Regions from separate parts of the Homo sapiens genome. Here region 2 is linked to region 1. The links are chromatin loops, found by intact Hi-C in ENCODE. Cell type or tissue: heart left ventricle. All regions are shown on one strand. Links, peaks and the distances in the headings refer to the core of each region. The heading gives the core; the rest is flanking DNA. Region 1 has its middle 10 kb from the start of CAMK2D. Region 2 overlaps ARSJ (arylsulfatase family member J).

Region 1 (5,386 bases), core at 231-5,230:
GGCAAAGAAATGGAGCAAAAGTGATATATGCCGCTTCCAGACCTGGTTCATGTTCTGGAATGTTCTCTAATGTTCTTCAGTCTCTGAACGACTGGGATGGCAATTCCTAGGGCAATCTTATAAGTATCATATTGAAGATTGCAGAACCACTGTCAGCCTGGGGCCCTGAAAGACTTCATACAACAGAGCTGCTGCTAATATGGAACCCTTGCCCTGACCAAAGAAATAAACTTCCTGTTCTTTAAGGAACCGAATTTTGAGGATTCTATTTGTTTCTGTAATTTATCCTCCCCTATCTAAAACAAAGTATGGAAACAAATTTTTAAAATCAAAAGCGCTATACAAATATTTATTGTAATTTAAACCTTAAGAATAAAATTACGATTAAATGAAAATATGTGATTTGCATTAAGGCCATATTTTATTTTTGTCTATTGTGCCTGTGTCCATGAGTGTGGTAATTGAGAGTTAGCTGTGTTGTAGAATGGCCCAACTCCAACCAGAACAAGTATCTTTATAGTTAAATAATTAAAAAAAAAAACACTACATTCTTGTTCCTATTTTCCCCGCCTTCTTCCCCCACTTCCCCCACACATGATTTCCATTCAATGAGGAAAACAGATTTTTAAAGGTTCTGAAAGTTATGACAATACCACTGAAAAAGGTGATGCATCTTTATCCTTAAAGCTCTCCCATTTTTAATGTTTTTCTGTTTCATTTATCAGTGGTTAAAAAAAAAAAAGAGCCTCAATTAGTAACTCGTATGTGAACAACACCTCTTTTTCACAACTGCTTGGTTTGTTTAACAAGGAAAAAGTGCTATCAACTTAAGAGTGAAAAGGTGTTTTTGAAGGTAGAGGTAATTATGGTGGGTTGTCAAACAACATAGTAATAGAAAACAAAATGAAGGACCCCTACAGCTTAAATATGAAGACTGTTGTAATTAATTTTGCAACATTTATTCTATAAGTTGGTGTGTGTGTGTGTGTGTGTGTGTGTGTGTGTTAGACCAGGTGCTCTGAGAATATAATGTGGAAAAAATAGTGTCTCCACTTTTATAGGGTTTATTTTTCAGTGGGACAAATAGGCATTAAACCAATTACTCATTAAAAAATTAAGTAATATAAAGGAAGAATACGGAGAATGTGTATTATTTGTCTTGGTGGAGTAGGCACAGGTTTTTCTGAGAATGTATGAGCAAAATGAGATCCAAAGGATCCTATTATTTTGTTTATAATAGTTAAATAGTTAATATTAATAACTAAATTAAAGAGAAAGTACAGGGAAAAGCATTCTAGTAGATGAAACAGGACAAATTCAAGGAACCAAGTGGGTCTGATGTGGTAAGAGTGTAGTAAGGGAAATGATTCTATAGAATTGGGCAGAAGAGTGTCTCATGGGGCACTTAAAATTAGGCGAAGAACTGTGCAAACACTGAAAGGATTTAAGAATGGGTGTGACATGTCTATATGATAGAGTTCATTATCACTATCTGGTGGAAAATGAATTTTCCCTATCAGCAGTGACTTTAAAAGGCAAGGTAAGGAAAAGTGATAGCTAGACTTTAGGTGGTGGTAGTAAAAATATAAATCAATGAATATTTAAAATATATTTGGAAAATAAATAGTAAAAAATTTTTTAAAATTGACAATTGATAACTTCTGTGTTAATATAAATTAGATAAAACTGTAGAGCACTTATGTTGGTATGACTGGGGTCTTTTTGTTTTTAAATTCTGCTCAGGAAATATAAAACCACAAATCAATGAATTACTGTTTGCTTCAGGCAATTCCATCAGACCAAGTTATTAGAGAGAGGACCCTGTCACCTGGTCAAGTAGCTTGCTTAACAGTTTAGTTATAAAGACTTACTTTACTGTTTCCACCAATTTTAAACTAGTAGATCATGAACTTTGCCCAATTCTCAATCAATGCCCCTTTGAGAAAGACTTTATTAAGCCACTTGAGGCCAGACTTTAAATGCTATAAATATCTCACCTCTAGTTTCCTTCTAAAGCACTAGGATTCTAACAAGACGGTATCCTATTTGCAGCACTTTATTAACAGATTGTTTAAAGATATTTTGGGGAGTTAATGTAAACATAGGAAGTTCAGAAACACTGGGATAGTCATACCATAAAATATATAAAGCTATTATTGCATTGAATTATGCTGTAGGGAAGTATTGTGATAGAAAAGTGTCACAATATATTAATAAAATTAAAGTTATTGAAAAGTTTACATATTTTAACCTCAGTTTTGTGTTTGGTTGTTTACATGGATAGATGATGGATAGATATTCAGTTCTCTAAGTAAAACTATTTTTAATTATGATTACCTCCTATGGAGGTGGAAATAAGAATAATTTTTTTAGAATTTTTTTTTTTTTTGAAACACACTCTGTCTCTGTTGCCCAGGCCTGAATGCAGAGTGCCACAATCATGGCTCACTGCAGCCTCAATCACCTGGACTCAAGCAATCCACCCACCTCAGCCTCCTGAGTAGCTGGGACCACAAGTGTGCACCACAACGGACCTGGCTAATGTTTTTATTTTTTGTATTTTTCTCCCTATGTTGCCTAGGCTGGTCTCGAACTCCTGGGCTCAAGCAATCCTCTTACTGAGCTCAGCCTCCCAAAGTGCTGGGATTGCAGGGCTGAGCTACTGCACTGGGCCCAGAATTTTAATTTTTTTTTCTTTTTTTTTTGGAGACAGAGTCTTGCTGTGTCACCCAGGCTGGAGTGCAGTGGCACTATCTTGGCTCACTGCAAGCTCTGTCCCCTGGGTTCACACCATTCTCCTGCCTCAGCCTCCCAAGTAGCTGGGACTACAGGCGCCTGCCTCCACATCTGGCTAATTTTTTTGTATTTTTAGTAGAAATGGGGTTTCACTGTGTTAGCCAGGATGGTCTCGATCTCTTGACCTCATGATCTGTCCACCTCAGCCTCCCAAAGTGCTGGTGAGAGGTGACAACGTGCTAGCAGCCCTCGCTCGCTCTGGGCGCCTCCTCAGCCTTGGCGTCCGCTCTGGCCATGCTTGAGGAGCCCTTCAGCCTGCCACTGCACCATGGGAGCCCCTCTCTGGGCTGGCCAAGGCCAGAGCCGGCTCTCTCTGGTTGCGGGGAGGTGTGGAGGGAGAGGCGCTGGCGGAACCCGGGCTGCGGCACTCACGGGCCAGCATGAGTTCCGGGTGGGCTCCGGGTGGGTGCGGACTCAACGGGCCCTGCACTTGGAGCAGCTGGCGTGAGGGGCTTAGCACCCGGGCCAGCACCTACAGAGGGTGCACCGGGTCCCACAGCACGGCCAGCCTGCTGGTGCCTCACTCGAATTCTCGCTGGGCCTCGGGCACCTCCCCGCGGGGCAGGGCTTGGGACCTGCAGCCTGCCATGCCTGAGCCCCCTGCCCTCCCCCTGACCCCGTGGGCTTTGGCGCTCCCCCAGCCTCCCTGACAGGCACTGCCCCCTGTTCCTCCGTACCCAGTCCCATAGACTGCCCAAAGGCTGAGGAGTGCAGGGAGTGCTGGGTGTGCAGTGGGGGACTGGCTGGCAGCTCCACGCCGCCGGGATTGGGATTCACTAGGTGAAGCCAGCTGGGCTCCTGAGTCAGGTGGGCACTTGGAGAACTTTTATGTCTAGCTGAAGGATTGTAAATGCACGAATCAGCACCCTGTGTCTAGCTCAAGGTTTGTAAATGTGCCAATCAGTGCTCTGTGTCTAGCTAAGCTGGTGGGGACTTGGAGAACTTTTGTGTCTAGCTAAAGGATTGTAAATGCACCAATCAGCACCCTGTCAAAATGGGCCAATCAGCTCTCTGTAAAATGGGTCAATCAGCTCTCTGTAAAATGGACCAATCAGCAGGATGTGGGTGGGGTCAGATAAAGGAATAAAAGCAGGCTGCCCAAGCAAACAAAGGTAACCCGCTCAGGTCGCCTTCAGTGCTGGGTAAGCTGTTGTTTTGCTCTTCGCAATAAATCTTGTTGCTGTTCACTCTTTGGGTATGTGCTGCCTTTATGAGCTGTAACACTTAGAAGGTCTGCAGCCTCGCTTTTGAGGCCAGCGAGACCACGAACCCACAGGAAGGAACGAACAACTCCAGATGCGCCGCCTTTAAGAGCTGTAACACACACCACCAATGTCCGCAGCTTCACTCCTGAAGTCAGCCGGACCACGAACCCACCCGTAAGAAGAAACTCCGGACACACTATGTTTTAGAACTTTAACACTCACTGCTGGAGTCTGTGGCTTCATTCTTGAAGTCAGTGAGACCAAGAACCCACCAATTCCGAACACATCTGGGATTACGGGGGTGAGCCACTGCGCCCTGCCTAAAATTTTCCTTCATTGAATATATTTTACTTGTACAGTAAAAAGCAAGGAGTACTACAAAGAAATACAACTTCTGAATTTACGTATATTTGTGTATTAGAATGTAGATTCCAGAATCAGAAGTGCGGAATTTGTAAGCTCTGTGATTGAGATTTGGTGATGGGGAAATAGGATAGGGACCAGGAATAACTTCTTTGCATGGCCTAGTTTCACAGTAATCTGGTAAGATATATAATATTTTTCATTTTATGAATGAGAAAACGTGGGTACAAAATGTTTAAATAACTTTCTCACTGAAAATATGGGTCAATTCAAATTTAATACTCAAGAATATCTAAGATAATAGTAACGGGTAACATTTGTTGGGTGTTTGCTATATGACTCAGAACCTTCTGAGATAGTTGTCTATTATCCTCATTTTATAGATGAGGAAACGGGCACAGTCATGTGTGTTCAAAGGAAGTGACTGAGTAAGGAAGCAAATTCAGGTAGGCTGAGCCCCAAAGCTTGTATTTTTAATCACTGCATATTACCTTCCATATTTTTATTCATTTCCTATGCCACAGCTAGATACTCATAGATATCTATACTTTTCAGATGGGCAATGCTGAAAATATTTAGCTATTTAAGTTTGGCTGATTTTTAAGGGGAAGAGCAGTGTGAAGTGAGCAAATGGACTGTAGAAGTAATTTGTTTTCTGAGGAAAATCAGTTGAATTTCCTTCTTTGCTAATTAGCAACCCTAGTCCCTAAGTGTCAAATAATATCAGCCAGTCAGCACTGCTTTTCCAGAGAGATTGGTGACTTGTTTTCTAAACACACTACTTCTGTAGTTACTATAATATGTCCTGCTATAGAAGTTTGGCTAAGCCCGTCTTTCCTCTCTTCCTTTTAGGGATCACCTTTAGTTTTTACCTCTCCCTGGTTCTGGTACCTCCATACCCCAATTTAGTATTCTATTTTATATTAAGATAATTCAAGTAATGGTCTGCAAATCTAGACTAAGTTGTAAGGAGGGGAAAGGAATGATAAACTTCCTAAATCCTCACTGCATATCCCAGCAAC
Region 2 (5,386 bases), core at 263-5,262, 140 kb after region 1:
TGGAATTACAGGTGCATACCACCAAGCCTGGCTAATTTTTGTATTTTTAGTAGAGATAGCGTTTCACTGTGTTGGCCAGGCTGATTTCGAACTTCTGACCTCAGGTGATTCACCTGCCCTGGCCTCCCAAAGTACTGCCACTGCACCTGGCCTGTTCTTGATAATTTTTGGTCCAGTCCAGGATCCAAAACATTCAATTGTGAAAAAACTAATTTTTTAACAAGTGAATGTTTTAGACACAAGTGAATGTTTTCTAAAATTAGAAAAAAAACTAATTTTTCACACAAGTACATGACAAATTAGTAAATACCCATTAATGGAAACTTGGAGGAAATTAAAAAGGGAAACATCTATACGGGTAAAAATTTTGGGAATCATTTATGGGGATCAGTTATTAACAAAATAATTATGCAGAAAATTGATTTGACTGGAATGTCTATTTAATTCATCAAATGGTAAACCAGTTAAGCATTTCTAACTAAATTGGTCATTTTCTCACCTATTGGCAAAGGCAACAGGAAAAGAGGCTTATGAAAAACATAAAATACAGGAAACGTTTGCAGAAAAAAAAGAAAGTAAGAAGAGGTTTGCTGCTTTCAGAAAATGGTGTAGCGTCTGCAGATAAATAGGAGTTCAGAGCTACTAATCAACTATGAGGTTTCTGTCTTCTCTAGAAAGTAGAATGGTTTTTAAATTGGAAAATTTAAAACCAGCAACATAAAAGTTTGACAGCAGCTTATAACAGGGAAGAGGTTTTCAGAGCAGCTCCTGCTTAAATGAGTTCCAGCCTCTATGGTGGAATAGGAGGAAGTTTCAGGTAATTTGGGGTGTGGGTTAAGGGTGTAGGTTTTGGAATCAAACAGACCTGGGTTTGAATTTGCTCCACTGCTTATTACCTGTATGGTTTTGGGAAGTACTTAATCCCTCTGATCCTCAGTTTCCTCATCTGTAAAATAGGGATAATAATACATATTGGGTTGCTGCAAGCATTGGAAGGGAGCAGAGTCTAGTAAGGAAGGTATATTTATTCAGCGATAGCTTTAACAATTATCCCAGAATGCTGAATCGGTGTCACTAACATTTGCATAACGCTTTTTAATTTATAGATTTTTTATATGCATTATTGCATTTAAGTTTCACTGCAACAGTGAGAAGTCAGATTTTTTAAGTTCATTTTATAGATGAGAAAATAGAGATGTAGAGAAGTTGTGGTTTTCTCCCCAGCACCCTCAACCTGCCCCACCAGGCTGTGAAACTGATTCTTGATCAACAGTGGCAAAGTCCGATGCACTCTCTGTTCTTTTTAAGAGTTAATATCAGTACTTTTTGAAAAATCAAGGAGCAGAGGAAAGATGCCAGAAGTCTTGAGAAGCAAATCTGTTCTAACTTTCCAATTAAAGAAAGGAAGGATTTGTAAACCGGATAGTGAGACTTATGTTGATCCCAGAAAAATTTGAGAATGATTTTTTTAAAGTATGTGATTTGTAAGCATTTCAAAAATAACAAATGGGACAAAGTCAAAAAAGAAAAGTCCTGCCAAGTTAGCTTCATTGTCTTTTTTTAAAAAGGATCAGCATTAGGTAAATAGCTTAGGAATGATTTAGCATTTGAAAGGGCTGCCTATTATTCTTTTTCAATAAAATAATGAAAAATCAACTGTATGTTAGCACTTTAGTTGGGGGTAAGAATGATAATCTTACACTTTAATGAAAGTGAATATAATATGAAAATTTTTTTTACTGATATGCTCTTCTCTGGCCTCCACAAGTCTGTGGGGCAGGTAGGAGTGTTTCATTTAGTTGAAAAAAAGTAAAGAAAAGAAAGAAAAACAACTCAGAAAATAAGTCCTCACAGCACTATTCAAAACAGCAAGACCTGGAATCAACCTGAATCCCCATAAATAGGAGATTGGATAAAGAAAATGTGGTACGTATAACCCACAGAATACTATACAGCCATAAAAAAGAACAAAATCATGTCCTTTGCAGTAATATGGATGCAGCTGGAGGCCATTATCCTAAGTGAATTAACACAGAAACAGAAAACCAAATACCACATGTTCTCACTTATAAGTGAGTGCTAAACTTTGATTGCACATGAACACAAAGAAGGGAACAAAAGACACCAGGACCCACTTCAGGATGGAGGGTGGGAGAAGGGTGAGGCTTGAAAAACTACCCATCGGGTAGTATGCTCACTACCTGGGTGACGATATATCTGTACACCAAACCTCCGTGACATGCAATTTATCCATGTAACAAAACTGCACGTAAACCCCTAGATCCTAAAATAAAAACTGGAAGGAATTAAAAGAAAGAGACTAAGGAGACATGACAATTAAATGCAATATGTGGTTTTGAATTGGAATAGTTTCAATAAAGAACGTATTTAGAGAACTGGCAAAACTTAAATGGGATCTCAGGATTAAAATGGAATAACAATGCTTCCTGATTTTGATGGTTTTGTGGCTAACACAGGAGAATACTCTTGTTGGTAGGAAATACTAAAGTATTGAGGGTGATGGGACATCACGTTGGCTCTTAACTCTTAATTCAGGAAAAATGCTATTTGTGCTGCACTTGCAATTTTTCTATAAGATTGTCTCAAAATTTAAAACAAGATGTAAGAAAATCTAACTGGGATAAATAAAAGATATTTTATTTAAAAATCCATTTTTTACACGTCAGCTATATAAGACTACATAAATGGATCTGAGAAGTTGAATATATCAGACTACAAATTTAATAAAAAGCAAGAGACAAATGAGAGCTATAGTTGTAATTAATCTATATAAAGGCAGTGTGCAAATTCTGACGAGTAATAATCCCATTATGTTAATTAGAACACATCTGAAAAATAGTATTCAATATTTAAGCATGTTCCCCTAATATATGCACGTTTACTTATTTATAAATTACACTCATGCATACTGTATTAATTTAGGAACATTATAAAACTTACACAGAATAGAAATTAAAGGGGATGAGATAAAAATAAATGTAAGTAGAATTTCTTTTATTTCTTTTTGCATCCCAATGAATCATCTTGCATTACCCTTTGGTGTATGTATTCCAATTTGGAGACCACTGGTATAGAAAGTGGATTTTAGAAAGATGAGAATTGAAACACAGATTGTTTAGAAAAGAATTTTTCTAAACAATCTCTTCTAATTGTTTAGAAGAGATTGTTTAGAGATTGTTTAGATTTGTCTAGGTCAAAGATGATGGTGGCTTGGACTACCATCTAGTGGCAGTAAAAATGGAAAGAGGTAGATGGATGAAATGTATATTTAGATTTAGAACTGATAGGACTAAATCAGTGAGAGAAGTACAGAAGGAGTGGAAAAAAAAAGAATTAGGAATGATTTCTAGATTTGTTGCTTTTATAACCTGGAGAGTGGTGGATAGTTCAACTCCTCTCTGTTTTATTTCAAAGCATAGAATTAGGACTAATGGTCAATATTATAAAGAGGCTGATTTCAACCCATTGTGGAAAATAACATTCTAAAAAAGAAAATAAACAAACAAAAAAATAGTAAACAGGCTAGATAAGCATTTGCCAAGGATTTTGTAAAAGGGATTCCTGAATTGGAAACGAAGTGCTAGATGACCTCTAATATGGTTTGGCTGTGCCCCCACCCAAATCTCATCTGAACTGTAGTTCCCATAATCCCCACATGTCGTGAGAGGGACCTGGTGAGAGGTAATTGAATCATGGGGGCAGTTTTCCTCATGCTATTCTCGTGATAGTAAGTTCTCATGAGATCCCATGATTTCATAAGGTGCTTCCCCTTTCGGTTGGCTCTCATTTCTCTCTCCTACCGCCATGTGAAGAAGGATGTGTTTGCTTTCCCTTCTGCCATGTTTGTTAAGTTTCCTCAGGCCTCCCCAGCCTTGTGAAACTGTGAGTCAATTAAACCTCTTTTCTTTATAAAGTACCCAGCCTCAGGTATATCCTTAGAGCAGCATGAGAACAGAGTACTACACCTCTAAGCTTCTTCCTAACTATAAGAATCCATGAGTCAAAGACTACTGCTCAATGTGTCAGTAAAGCGTCTCCATTTAACATCAGAACAGCTTCACAGTACCAAGTTTATAATATCATTTACAGATATTTCATAGGGAAGATTCCACAAACATCGATTATATATTTAACATTTATTTGTATAATATGAAATTAGTTTAAAAATAGATTTTTCATATAATATATTCCAAATGCTTGTATTACCTTGGCTAAAAAATAAAATAATTTTGAAATTTAGTAAGTTTTTTTGTCACAGTCTGGCTACCATGTGAAGAAAATTCCACATGAATAATAGTAAACCTAGAGTTGTTGCCAAATCTGTTAAAAGCAATCACCATCATTCTCACTTTACTGCCAACTTAAAAGAAAAATGCTAAGTAGACCTTTCAGCTTGGCATTAGAATATGTGAAGGTATATAATTTTTTGTATTAATTTGTATTACTGGGTGCTGGATACTATAGTCTATGAATTCTTCTTTGTCTGAAAATATTGTCTAAGATGTTATTGTTTTAACCTAATTACATATTTAATGTACTCTTGTAAGTGGGATAAAATATGAATACTAATACTTTTATGCAGACTTTAAAGTCCAGAATGGTTAGCGAGTAAAAAATAGGCCAATAGTGGAGTAGAAATTCATATTTTGAAGGGAAGGAAATAAATGCAAGAGACTGTAGTTTACAAATCAAATATCACTTGGATATTTATGTAGGAAGAATATAACTAATTTTCCATATTCTGAAAGGTGTTTGCTTATGACTGCCTTCCAAAAGACTCTCTTGTCTATAAATAAATTCTATTTATGGGCCTTAATTTTATCTTTCAGTTAATTATATCTTCTGGAAAGGGGTGAAAGTGGGGCGGGCTGTGGCAACAAATATATGCCTAGTTGTTTAATCTCATGAATAAGTGAATTAATTGCTTGTTTAACACTCCTTCTCCTACACTGTGCTAGCTTTGGGGATTACAACAGGTGAATAAGATGGTCTCTGCTCTCAAGGAACTCAGTATAATTGGAGAAACAGACAAGCCATTAGAGGATTATTATGACAGGACTAAGTGTTAGAGTAGAGAACCACAGCATTTTATAAGTGCTCATAGTAGAGTCAGGACACCTCTCAGAAGGGGCCATGTTTCATTTGAGTTTCAGTGCATTCAGGAGTATCTGGGTGAGTGTGGAATGAAAGCAGGTAGTGCAAGCAGCTGAAACGACTTGGACAAAAGAGCATTCACAAGGGAAGGTGAATCTGAGATGATTTTTGCAGCAGGAGGAGCCATCCAGGTGAAGAGTTGAAGGGAAGACAAAGTGTTTCAGTGAGAGAAGCAGAATGTTTGAATGCAAAAAGTGAGAGAGAATTTGGG

What was found. Peaks named below come from ENCODE experiments on the same cell type or tissue, not always from the same donor. Only the 100,000 strongest peaks of a DNase experiment are listed, where the experiment ranks them.
Region 2: it touches region 1 in a loop (2.8-fold over the local background); 18 of 110 quality-filtered maps call a loop at or near these places.

What each region holds. Positions count from the first base shown.
Region 1 is chr4:113,769,205-113,774,590 of GRCh38, forward strand. No RefSeq gene overlaps it. Among named protein-coding and RNA genes, the nearest start is that of CAMK2D, 10 kb to the left of the region's middle. In heart left ventricle, for the core only: no CTCF peak of the experiment used is centred there; a DNase peak (open chromatin) is centred at 3,277.
Region 2 is chr4:113,905,800-113,911,185 of GRCh38, forward strand. All of the region lies in intron 1 of ARSJ (arylsulfatase family member J), which reads right to left. Among named protein-coding and RNA genes, the nearest start is that of ARSJ, 71 kb to the right of the region's middle. In heart left ventricle, for the core only: a CTCF peak has its summit at 3,240 (motif pointing left); no DNase peak of the experiment used is centred there.